Linked DNA regions of Homo sapiens: region 1 is linked to region 2. Evidence: chromatin loops called from intact Hi-C (ENCODE). Cell type or tissue: prostate gland. All regions are shown on one strand. Links, peaks and the distances in the headings refer to the core of each region. The heading gives the core; the rest is flanking DNA. Region 1 holds the start of CR1L (complement C3b/C4b receptor 1 like). Region 2 overlaps CD46 (CD46 molecule).

Region 1 (5,384 bases), core at 330-5,329, 150 kb after region 2:
AGTTGCTCCAAAAATTGAATGTTTATTTTAATTCATGTATTCTCTCTGCCTAGCATCGTGAGTTCTCATTTTTACTTTCTCTAGGTTTCATACCTGTCTTGATTTAACCCTATCAACCTCAAACTTAACCTTATTTTTCCTTCTCTTCATTTTTAGTTTTGTTATCTTCCATGTTGCACCCTATTCATTTTATAATTCTATGTTCCTCTATTTCAAATTGCTTTCATTATCTTCTTCAACTTCCAGGTTTTTTTTTTTTTTCTGTGTGTGTGTGTGTGTCTGTGTGTGTGTGTGTGTGTGTGTGTGTGTGTTTGAGACCGGGTCTCACTCTGTCACCCAAGCTGGAGTGCAGTGGTATGATTAGGGCTCACTGCAGCCTTGACCATGGGGGCTCCAGTGATCCTCCCCCTTCACGCCCTTCAGCCTCCCAAGTAGCTGGGACCACAGGCATGCAACATCACACCTGGCTAATTTTTTGTTTTTAATATTCTGTAGAGGTGGGCTCTCCTTATGATGCCCAGGCTGTATGTACTTCTAGTACTAAGCCTATTCTAAACATTAATCTTTAAAAAGAAAAAAAAGTCCTTTCGTTTTCTTCTTAACACCACTGCTCCCTAATCCCATCACCCTCCTTCAAAATGAACGTTTTAATGATCAGTGAGATGCAAGACTGAAGTACTGGAAGCCCTGCAGAGTCAACATAAACAGGGGAGACAGATCCTTTCTGGCCCTCAGCTGCTGCTGCCCTAGCTTTTTAGGTACAACAGAAAGACCATCCTGAGCATAGCTCTTTAAAGAACCTTCCTCTTGGAGGCAGGAGGGACTTTTTCCTAGGCTCTAAGCCCCAGCCAAATAGTATATTTAATTTTCTGATATTTAACAGATGTCTATATGGATACTGAGTTAGGGTTCATACAGAAGCAAACAAATGGGGCTTTTGGAACCACAAATGGGGGAAGACAGAAGATTCCTGCATTCTGATGGGGAGAGACAGAGAACAGAAAAGATCACTTTAAAAGGGTGATTACAAGAGGTACTTGAACTGGGTTGTATGTGTTCAACCTGAGTTGGGGGGTTCCAAGAAGGTCTCTGAAGCGGTAACATTCCAGCTGAGCTTGCAGAAGAAACAGCCCATTTATGCAGCAGGTCATGGGGAGAACGTTCCAGGACTGAGGGAACAGAAAGCACAGATGCCCCAAAGTGGCAGAGTTTTGTCTGTTTGATGAGAAGCAAAGCCTTCCCTCCCCCCAGTCATTTGTTAAATGCTGTCAGAAAATTATACTCCTTTCCTCCAGAACACTTCCCTGGTTAATATATTTGTTACTATTATGTTTTGGTTAATGTCTGCCACTCCCAATACATTTTAGCAAACATCTGTTGATTGCCTACTGTGTTCCCGGCATTAAGCACTTAACAATGAGCAAAAAAAGTCCCTGCTTATCTTCCTGCATGTACGTGTGTGTAAACAAATAGTAAAAAAAGGATAAAGAAAATAGGAATTGTCTGTTATTACCTACTAGTGTAACAGCACCAGACATACAAGACCCATATTTGTTGAATGAATGTTCCTAAGAGAAGAAATGCAACGTACAATCTGTACATGGAATAAGATCCTAAATATAATTTGGACATAGATACACATGAAACACAATAAAGTCAGAAGGAAATATAACAAAATATTAAAAACAGTTGTCCTTTTATTTTGTTCATTTTGCACAATAAGCCTGTATTTAAGCATGTATTTTTTGGCTTTTTTTTTTTTTTTTTTTTTTTTTGAGACAGGGTCTCACACTGTCATCCAGGCTGGAGTGCAGTGGCATGATCACAGCTCACTGCAGTCTTCTCCTCCTGGGCTCAAGCGATCCTCCCACCTCAGCCTCTGGAGTAGTTGGGACCACGGGCATACACCACCATGCCCATCTAATTTTTTTATTTTTTGTAGACATGGGGTTTTGACATGTTGTCCAGGCTGATCTTGAACTCCTGGGCTTAAGCAATCACCCAACTTGGGCCTCCCAAAGTGCTGGGATCACAGGTGTGAGCAACTGGGCCTGGCCTAGCATGCATTTTTAAAAATATTGATTCCATTCAATGAAATACAAAACAGTGGGATAGGCCTTAAGCTTCAGTTTATGAGCTGTAGGGGAAAACAAGATTAACATTATCTGCCTTCCTTTGTTAGGATACTAATTTCTCACTAGGTTTGGCTACCAGTGTTTTTTAGGTTGCTTCACATCTCTCAAATATGACTCAAACTAATGAAAAGAAGGAAAACAATGTCAAAAAGCCACTAGGCAATGGAATCAGATACTGTCTATATTGGTTGGGAACAGGAAGATGACTCGATGGCCCACCCACCCCCCAAAAAAGCAGCCACTTAAAATTCAAGACCAATACGATCTCAGGCAACACGGACACTGTTCACAGAAGGCACTAAAAGCATGGTGCGCCCTTACCACCTCTCTAACCCCAGGCACTGAGAGCCTGCTCTCACTCAACATGCCCTCCCTAGCCGCAGAGTCCGCGCTCGCTCCACTCAAAGCAAACAGTGAGCTGTCTTGCCCACAGTGAACTCCGCACACAGGCCACTTGCGCACAGCACGCTCCCAGCAACACCTGGCCAGGCCCCTGCTCGCCCAGCCCAGCCCAGGCCAGCCCAGCCCATGGGGCACAGCAGACGCACTGCAACCCTTACCGCGGGTACTGTCCAAGCCCTAATGAACACCCTACTCACCAAGGCACCAAGGGAACACAGGGCAAACTCTCACCACGGGCACAGCACGGGCTCTAGCAACAATCCCACGCACCTGTGCACTCCAGAGCAAGCCCTCACCTGGGGCGCCCAGTAAGCCCTCCCCTTGCTGACTGGGCTCAATCCCGAAAACACGATTCACGCTTCTTTTGGGAACGCAGCCAGATCCTGCGTAAATGTCGGCCGCGCACACGATGCCACCAAACAAGCTTCTGCGTGGTTCCCGCATCCCCCGCCACATACCCCCGGGATCTGAGCACGGCACCCCTCGGAGAACCCTGGCCTCGCTCTCTATCCCAAGCAGGCACGACGTGCAGTGAGCTTCGCCCCGCGCCTCCTGCCCGACTGACTGAGCAGAGCTCTAGCCTCGCCGCGGACGCGCGAATCCACCCCGGGGTCCTACCGGAGAAGGAGGACAGCAGCAACACCAGGGCCGCCAGAAGCAACCCAGGAAAGCGCCGGGAAGGAAAGGGACGCTCGAGACGGACGGGAGGCGCCATGAGCGGCGCGGGAGACCCCGTGATTTATCCGGAGGTGAGCAGAGAAACCGAAAGCCAGCCGAGCAGGGAAGTCCCTTCTGAGTCCGGTTAGTGGACACAACAATCCCCAAACTCACAGTTTCCAGGGCCGCATGACAGGTGGGCGTGGCCTGGGCGCGTAGTGTGAAATTGAGTCTTAGCGCCGGGGCGGCTGGGGCCAATCGGCGGGCCGCGGGGCGGGGCCTCGGCGCGCAGGGGCAGCCCGTTGGCCTTCGAGGAGACAGGGCGTGTCCAGAGCCCTGGCAGGGGGTTATCGTGGGCTAGCACCCCTCAGGGTTAGTTTTATCCTGGGGCACTGCAGGCTGTCAGGACTGCCTGGGCCCTTACTTGGTATTTGGCATTAGTCAGGCATTATTGGGAACAATATTTGAGTTTTTCTTGCTTGAATGCCTGCTACTGAATCGTCTCGGCGCCGTCTTCTTTTCACAGTCTCAAAGGTTTGGCTTCTGCACTCCCAGCCCCTAAGATAATTTGCCCTTTGCTCCCCTCCCTGGAGAGGACCCGTCAGAATCTAAATTATTAAGCAACACCAGGCCGTTAGCATATTGAGACTCTATGGGACCCTTGCCCTTGAGCAACTAAATGTTTTATTGAAGACGAAATATACATGCATGAACAATGTAAGGACAAGGGTGTCCTAAGTGCCAAATTCCTGGAAGCAATAAATGCAGGAGGATTGGGATGGGTAGAAATTGTTAGGCGAAGTGGATAAGGGGGAGAACTTTTCTGGTGAAACAATCTCAGGAACAATGTTGGAAAATTAAGAATGAGCAGGATTGATTTGTAGGGTTCTGAGTAAGCCAGTATGACTGGTAAAAGGGGGAAAAAAAAAGGGAACATGACTGGCATTAAAAGAGCAAACAAAAAAAGTTGACATCTCTTCCCCTCAGATTGGCAAAGAATTAAAACGTCAGCCAATGTGAGTGAACATGTTGCAGGGGGACCAGCACTCTGTTTGTAACATAACTTTTCAGAATGTTAAAAGTCTTAAAGTGGAAATGACTTGTGTTAGGCTCTCAGTTCCCAGAGAAATCATCAGAGCTGTGATCAAAGATTTATAATTTTTGTAAAAAATGTAAACCCTAAGTGTCTAGCAAAAGTAATAAGGAGGCAGTTACCTTTGTGTGATGGAATTCTATGCAGCAAGTATTGCAAAAGAATACCAAATGTGAGAAACTATGATATCATTGTAAGTGGAAAAAGCAGAGTCCAAATTGGCATGTGCATTTTGGCAGTCCTTTTATTAAAACAAAAATGCTATATATATATATATATATATACATACACTAATTTGGAACACAACAAAATTAACAATGGTTAAGATTATAGATATTTCACTTTCCTTGTGCTTTTCAGTTTTCTTTTTCTATGTTGACCCTATGTTACATTTAGAATAAGGTAAAGAAAATGTATTTTAAAAATCAAATCTATGTATCAATTGTTGTTTTGTTCATAGAATTATGGGAGTAGAACTTGTATTACACAGGGTTTGTATGAGAGGATAGTGAGGAATTAGATGCTTAGTGTATAAACCTAAAATGGGTCTTATGGAATTATAGAGTTTAAATGTATTTAATACAGTTCTATAACTGAGATGTACTGAAGACTTTCTGGGTTCACCAAACCACGGAATTTCCTCTTCCCAAACATTTTCAAATTTTTGGCATAGAATACAAGACATTGAGTCTGGTGGTATATCAAATAAACATCTTAGTATCTTGGATTATAAAATTCAGACACTCTATGACAGTAATTAAAGGAGGTATAATTAAGGGGATAGTAAATAGGAAACTCAATGAGGAGAAATTATTATTCCTGTTAATGTATGGTGTGAAAGAGCAATATGACAGACATGTTCTGTGGCTCAATGCCAGCACTTATTTGTGAAAGCAGATAGTCTATTTATTTTTCTCCACATCAATAGATATTAAAAATTCTCCATTTATTTTCAGGCTTGGAAGAAAGATACCTTTTTCTCATGAGAAAAATTATTATAAAGAATAGAAGAAAAAATATGGCTAGTGTTTGATTTCCTAGTTTCAGGTGTCAGATTAGATTCAAAGATCGGTATTTTATTGAAACTTTCTTTCAAT
Region 2 (5,384 bases), core at 218-5,217:
TGCCATTCTGAGGTGGTTTTGCACAATAAATTGGTAATTATGTAGACTGTTTCTTCCAGAGACAGCATCTTGAATCGGGTTTATGAAGCCATGCTATCAACCTAGGTAGAAAATGCTTTGTAGGACATGGGTCCTGCTTATCTAAATTTTACCAGATTTTATTAGCTGTAAATTTATAAGCGGGTCTTGGTGAATAGATAATGAAAAAAATATTGAGTGGGGAGGCTTATTAGACTGACAGCACCTTCAAGACTCATGCAAGTTGGACTGGAAAATCCCACCTGTGGAAGTAAAACACTGATGAGTCCTTAATAAATATGGATGAGACAAGTCAAATATTTGGCCAATTTAGGTGAAACAGAAATAAGTCTAGAACTGGACAATTATTTGTGTAACATACTGGCCCAGACCTTCACTTTGAGAAGCTGGTGTGTAGTTTCAGGAGAGTACCTGGCAGACTAGTGTGTCCATACTTCGATGGAGCTTGAGAGTTTTCCTTGAACACAAAAGTTGTATTTTTGAGTTTATTCTAGTATGATGGTGCCCTACCCTATCTTCCTATTCAGTTCACCCAAAGAGCCTTTAAATTAGTGTTCCCTTGGTCCCATCCCTACAGTCTCTGGTTTTGCTGGTCTGGGAATGGGTCTGGACATCACTGTTGTTTTAAAGTTGAGAGCCTCTCTTCTGTGGTCTTGTTCCTAAAACGCTTTACTACTCACTGTGGTCTGAGGGCCCCCAGCACTGGTGTGTTAGTTTCCTGTGGCTGCCCTAAAAAATTACCACAAACATGGTGTCTTAAAACAACACACATTTGTACAGTTACAGATTCCAGAAGCCTGCAATCAGCTCACTGGACTGCAAGGGCCACCCGCCCTCTCAGAAGCGCCGGGAGAGAACAGGTTTTCTTGCCTTCTTCAGCTGCTAGAGCTGCGTTCTTTGGCTTGCACCCCCTTCCTCTGTCTTCCAAGCCAGCGGGGCAGTCTTTTGCTTCAGTGGCCATGTTGTCTTCTGGCACAGTCACATCTCCCCCTGCCTCCCTCTTAGAAGGACCCTTGTGGTTACATTTAGGGCCCCCACCTGGATAATCCAGGATAATCTCCCTATTTCAATTTTCTTAATCTCATCTGTAAAGACCCTTTTGCCATATAAAGTAACATTCACAGGTTCCAGGTATTAGGACTTGGATATCTTTAGAGGCCATCATACAGCCCACCACAAACAGCTCCTTAGGCACTCATTAGAAATGCAGAACCTCAGGCCCCAACCGATACCTTTTGAATCTTCTGATTCTAATTTAAGAAGATCACCATGTAACTCACTAGCACACTAAGACTTGAGAAGCACGATGCTATGGGAACCTAACCAAAGAATTCTCAAGTCCCAACTTAAATACAAATTTACAGAGTATTTTTCCTAGGAACGCTTTCAGGTGGAGGAGATTAATCAGACGATAGATAATTTTCCTGAACACCATTCTGAAGTGCTTCTCTAAGCATTTGTTCCTGAATTCTCTCTCAATGAAGCCACAAGCCCCAAACACCAGGATTACTGTTTACAGGGGTTCCTGTTTACAGTAGTTTAGCACAGGGTTTGCCACACTGCAGCATATTATTATAGTTTAGTTTTGTAAAAAGCTACATGAGAGAGGTAAATCTTATAAATGGAGGTGGAGTCTCCTAACACCAGTTTTACCACCTCTGTACAGGTTTCCCTGGGCTATGTACTATCGAATCAGGAATCAGGAAGGGCGGCTTTTTCAAATGTTATCTATACTTTTGGCAATTTGTTCAAACGTTCTGCTGGTATGTGAGAGGGAAGGAAAAATTGTTTATTGACCACAGATCCACAATATTATACTTCTCCTATACTTAAGCAATAAGGGACAGCATTTAAAACTCTTTTAAAAATGTTAATCTTGGCTGGGCACAGTGGCTCATGCCTGGATCCCCAGTAATTTGGAACACTGAGGCAGGCAGATTGCTTGAGGCCAGGAGTTCGAGACTAGCTTGGGCAACATGCGAGAGCCCGTCTCTACAAAAAAAAAAAAAAAATACAAAAATTATCCAGGCATGGTGGTGCACACCTGTAGTCCCAGCTGTTGGGGAAAGCTAAGTTGGGAGGATCCCTTGAACCCAGGAGGTTGAGGCTGCAGTAAGCTGTGATTGAGCCACTGAGCTCCAGCCTGGGTGACAGAGCGAGATCCTGTGTCAAAAAATAATTTTGATTTCACGGAAGGAGAAGAGGACTAGTCTTATACCATATCCCAAATGAAATTGAAAATGTCTTCTGGGAATCACAGCAATGACTCAAACTTCTGAATAGTGACTAGGTTTGAGCTGGTAAGGAAGGGATTGTCAAATGCCGTGACAGTCCACAGGAGGGCAGCAGTGCTCCGATTTACAAAGGATTAGTCATACTAGTGTAACCTTTTCTGAGTGAGCCTAGAAATTCTGATGAAAACAGTGTAGTCCAGGAAAAAAAAAAAAAAAATCTGTATGTACAATCACTCAATTTTGAATCATTTCTGGAAGTTATTAGACTCCATGTTAAATCCTACTTAAGTACAAGTATGCAAAATTTAAAAATATGCAGAAAAGCTCATTCTTGGTTAAAATGTTAGCTGAAAGACATTACTAAGTTTTAGAATACCATAGAGTTGACTATTTCCCACAAACCCTAAAATCTACTTGAACACCACAAATTCATATTCCTTCTAATCCCAAGTCCCTTCAGCATTCTTACAGATTTATTGTTAGTTACCTTACAAAGTAACTAACTGTCCCCATGTATTTTATCCCAATTTAAAAAATACATTACAGTCTCAAGGTCACATAAGATTTTCCAAAATGCTCTATTCATAGTCAATATAATTTTCAGGCCGGGTGCGGTGGCTCATGCCTGTAATCCCAGCACTTTGGGAGGCCAAGGTGGGCGGATCACCTGAGGTTGGGAGTTCGAGACCAGCCTGACCAACATGGAGAAACCCCGTCTCTACTAAAAATACAAAATTAGCCAGACGCGGTGGTGCATGCCTGTAATCCCAGCTACTCAGGAGGCTGAGTCAGGAGAATCGCTTGAACCCAGAAGGTGGAAGCTGTGGTGAGCCGAGATAGTGCCATTGCACTCCAGCCTGGGCAACAAGATCGAAACTCCATCTCAAAATATGTGTGTGTGTGTGTGTGTGTGTGTGTGTGTGTGTGTATATATATATATATATATATACACACACACACATATATATATAATTTTCACCTAGTGTTTTATTAAACAGAATGCTTCTGTATTTTTATGTTTATTTGAGACAATGCTTCTGTATTTCTAAACAACAGCTAGCCTTGTTCAGTTAGCCAAACAACAAAACCTTAATTCAAGTCTTCAATGAAATTTTCTGATTTAATAGGCTGAATTAAGAAAGCCATAATTTTCTTCTATAAATATAAGCCTTTAACTTCTATCTTTACAAGTTTATATAGAAAAATTTACTGTGGGGCTTGAGATTTACTAATGCATGGGTTTTCAACCTTAGCTGCACTTTGGAATCATTTAGGACGCTTGGAAATCCCTACACCCAAACCACATCCCAGATCAATTACACTAGAAATCTCTAGGGGTGGGACCCAGGTGTCTGTAAATATCCCCCGGTGATTGCAATGTGCAGCCATGGTTGAGAAACACTGAAGCCTGCTCTGAGAAATTTAGCAATCCGACTTAATTCAAATCTGCAGAGAGAGCAACAATGATTTTTGCAGAAACAACCAAATCCTACTAGTTACATAAATTTTATACTTTGTTAGGACTTGGGTTTTTATTTAGCTCTACATATGCGATCATAGGATGCAGAAGATATATCTTCTACTGGACACGTATATATAGATGCTTAAATGTGGCTATCCCAAGGTTAGGTAATAATAAAGACTATAAGAGCTGGGCAGAAATCAGGCACAGTTTCATGAAGGGTAATATCTGAGCTGGGCCTTGGAAGATGCATAGGATCTCAACAGGACAGTAGGTGTTTCAAGCAACAATGAACTAGGAATACAGCAGAAAGCACAGGGGAAATGGTCAGGCTTGACTGAGAGTAGGTTATTTGAAGAAGTGCAATAGAAAATGCTTGGGGAAGAAAGTTGGGATTTAATTGTAAAAGGTCTTCAAGTATCAGGCTAAGAAATGTGGACTTCATCCAGTAGGTAATGTGATGTCACTGGATATCTGTGCAGTATCTATGTGATGGGTTGGGAGTGGAGAAGCCTGGGGATACTTAAGGGTCTGAGCTAGGAGGGACAGGAGGAATGGCTGTGGGAGTGGAATGGTTAGAAGATGGGCCCAATTAGAAACATACTTCAATTTGAGACAAAACCCACTAGAAATAAACACATCATCATGAAACATCTCCAAATGTACAATTTTATTTTAACAGATTTCAAGAGTCCATTTTTTAAAAAATGAGCAATAAAGAACCTCTATCAGTGAGACTTCTCATTTTATAGCAAATACATTTTTGCAGCTTAAATTTTCTTGAATTCATATACGCTTCTGTCATTTAAACAAACTTCCAGAGAAAACTGGTCTCTATATATTTAAGTAACAAATTTGACAAAATACATATTTATACATATATAGATCTCTAATATAAATATTAAATTTGAAAAAATCAAATGTGAAGCAGAAACTGCTATACAAGTATATTGTATAATATTTATTTTATACATTAAAGTATTTGGTTGAATATACTTCAATTAGGTTTCTAAAAAACACCATTATCTGCTTCTTAGTAATTGCGACATTCTTGAAAAGCATGTGAAACGGGTATAAACTTCAACTCTGTGCTTAATTCAGAATTCCTGTTTGTTCTCCTCAAACTTTTATCTTCCTAAAGCATCTTGCCAGAGACTACAAAGGAAAGGAACATTTACAGAGCACTATAAACATGTCTTTGGACAGTAAAACAGTATTTATTCTTCTACACTCTTGATTTTCCAATCATATCTTCCTCAAGGCAATGTTTCTTTGGCCCAATTTGTGCAACTAAACATAAAATTTCAAAACACAACTTTTAACAGTGTGATATGAAATGCAGTGGCAGTCCCTGCTTTTCGCCTGCTGGCTTCTTTGAAAGAAACTGCTTGGCTAAGGGACTCAGTAGAGGGCTGAGATCTGCCTGAGTATAAAGTGCTACCTGAGCTATATTTACTTCTTCCATCCCTTGGTACAATCAACAGCAAATAGACAAAATGAAGTTACCTTCCTGAGATACATGGCTTACTTTGTACTCTGCCTTTTAGGAGATGAGGTAAGACATATACATAGATGGCTTTTACTAGCCAAGGCAATGTAAATGGACTAAGATTCTCATGTGACTTGAGGTTATCTGATGAATTTATTCT

The links. Hi-C counts contacts between places; a loop is a spot of excess contacts. Peaks named below come from ENCODE experiments on the same cell type or tissue, not always from the same donor. Only the 100,000 strongest peaks of a DNase experiment are listed, where the experiment ranks them.
Region 1: a loop joins it to region 2, with 2.9 times the contacts of the local background. A loop is called at or near these places in 25 of 110 quality-filtered maps.

What each region holds. Positions count from the first base shown.
Region 1 is chr1:207,643,102-207,648,485 of GRCh38, reverse strand. It overlaps CR1L (complement C3b/C4b receptor 1 like), which reads right to left and starts at 3,353. Exons shown (of 12, transcript NM_175710.2): 1 at 3,156-3,353. The coding sequence starts at 3,252. It also overlaps the pseudogene CD46P1. RefSeq lists an enhancer at 3,244-3,323 and a silencer at 3,384-3,553. In prostate gland, for the core only: no CTCF peak of the experiment used is centred there; a DNase peak (open chromatin) is centred at 3,405; H3K4me3 peaks cover 1,223 bases.
Region 2 is chr1:207,794,511-207,799,894 of GRCh38, reverse strand. CD46 (CD46 molecule) reads right to left here. Exons shown (of 13, transcript NM_172351.3): 13 at 4,391-5,384. Among named protein-coding and RNA genes, the nearest start is that of MIR29C, 4.7 kb to the left of the region's middle. RefSeq lists enhancers at 501-630, 921-1,060, 1,171-1,270. In prostate gland, for the core only: a CTCF peak has its summit at 2,354 (motif pointing right); DNase peaks (open chromatin) are centred at 2,374 and 5,117; H3K27ac peaks cover 5,000 bases.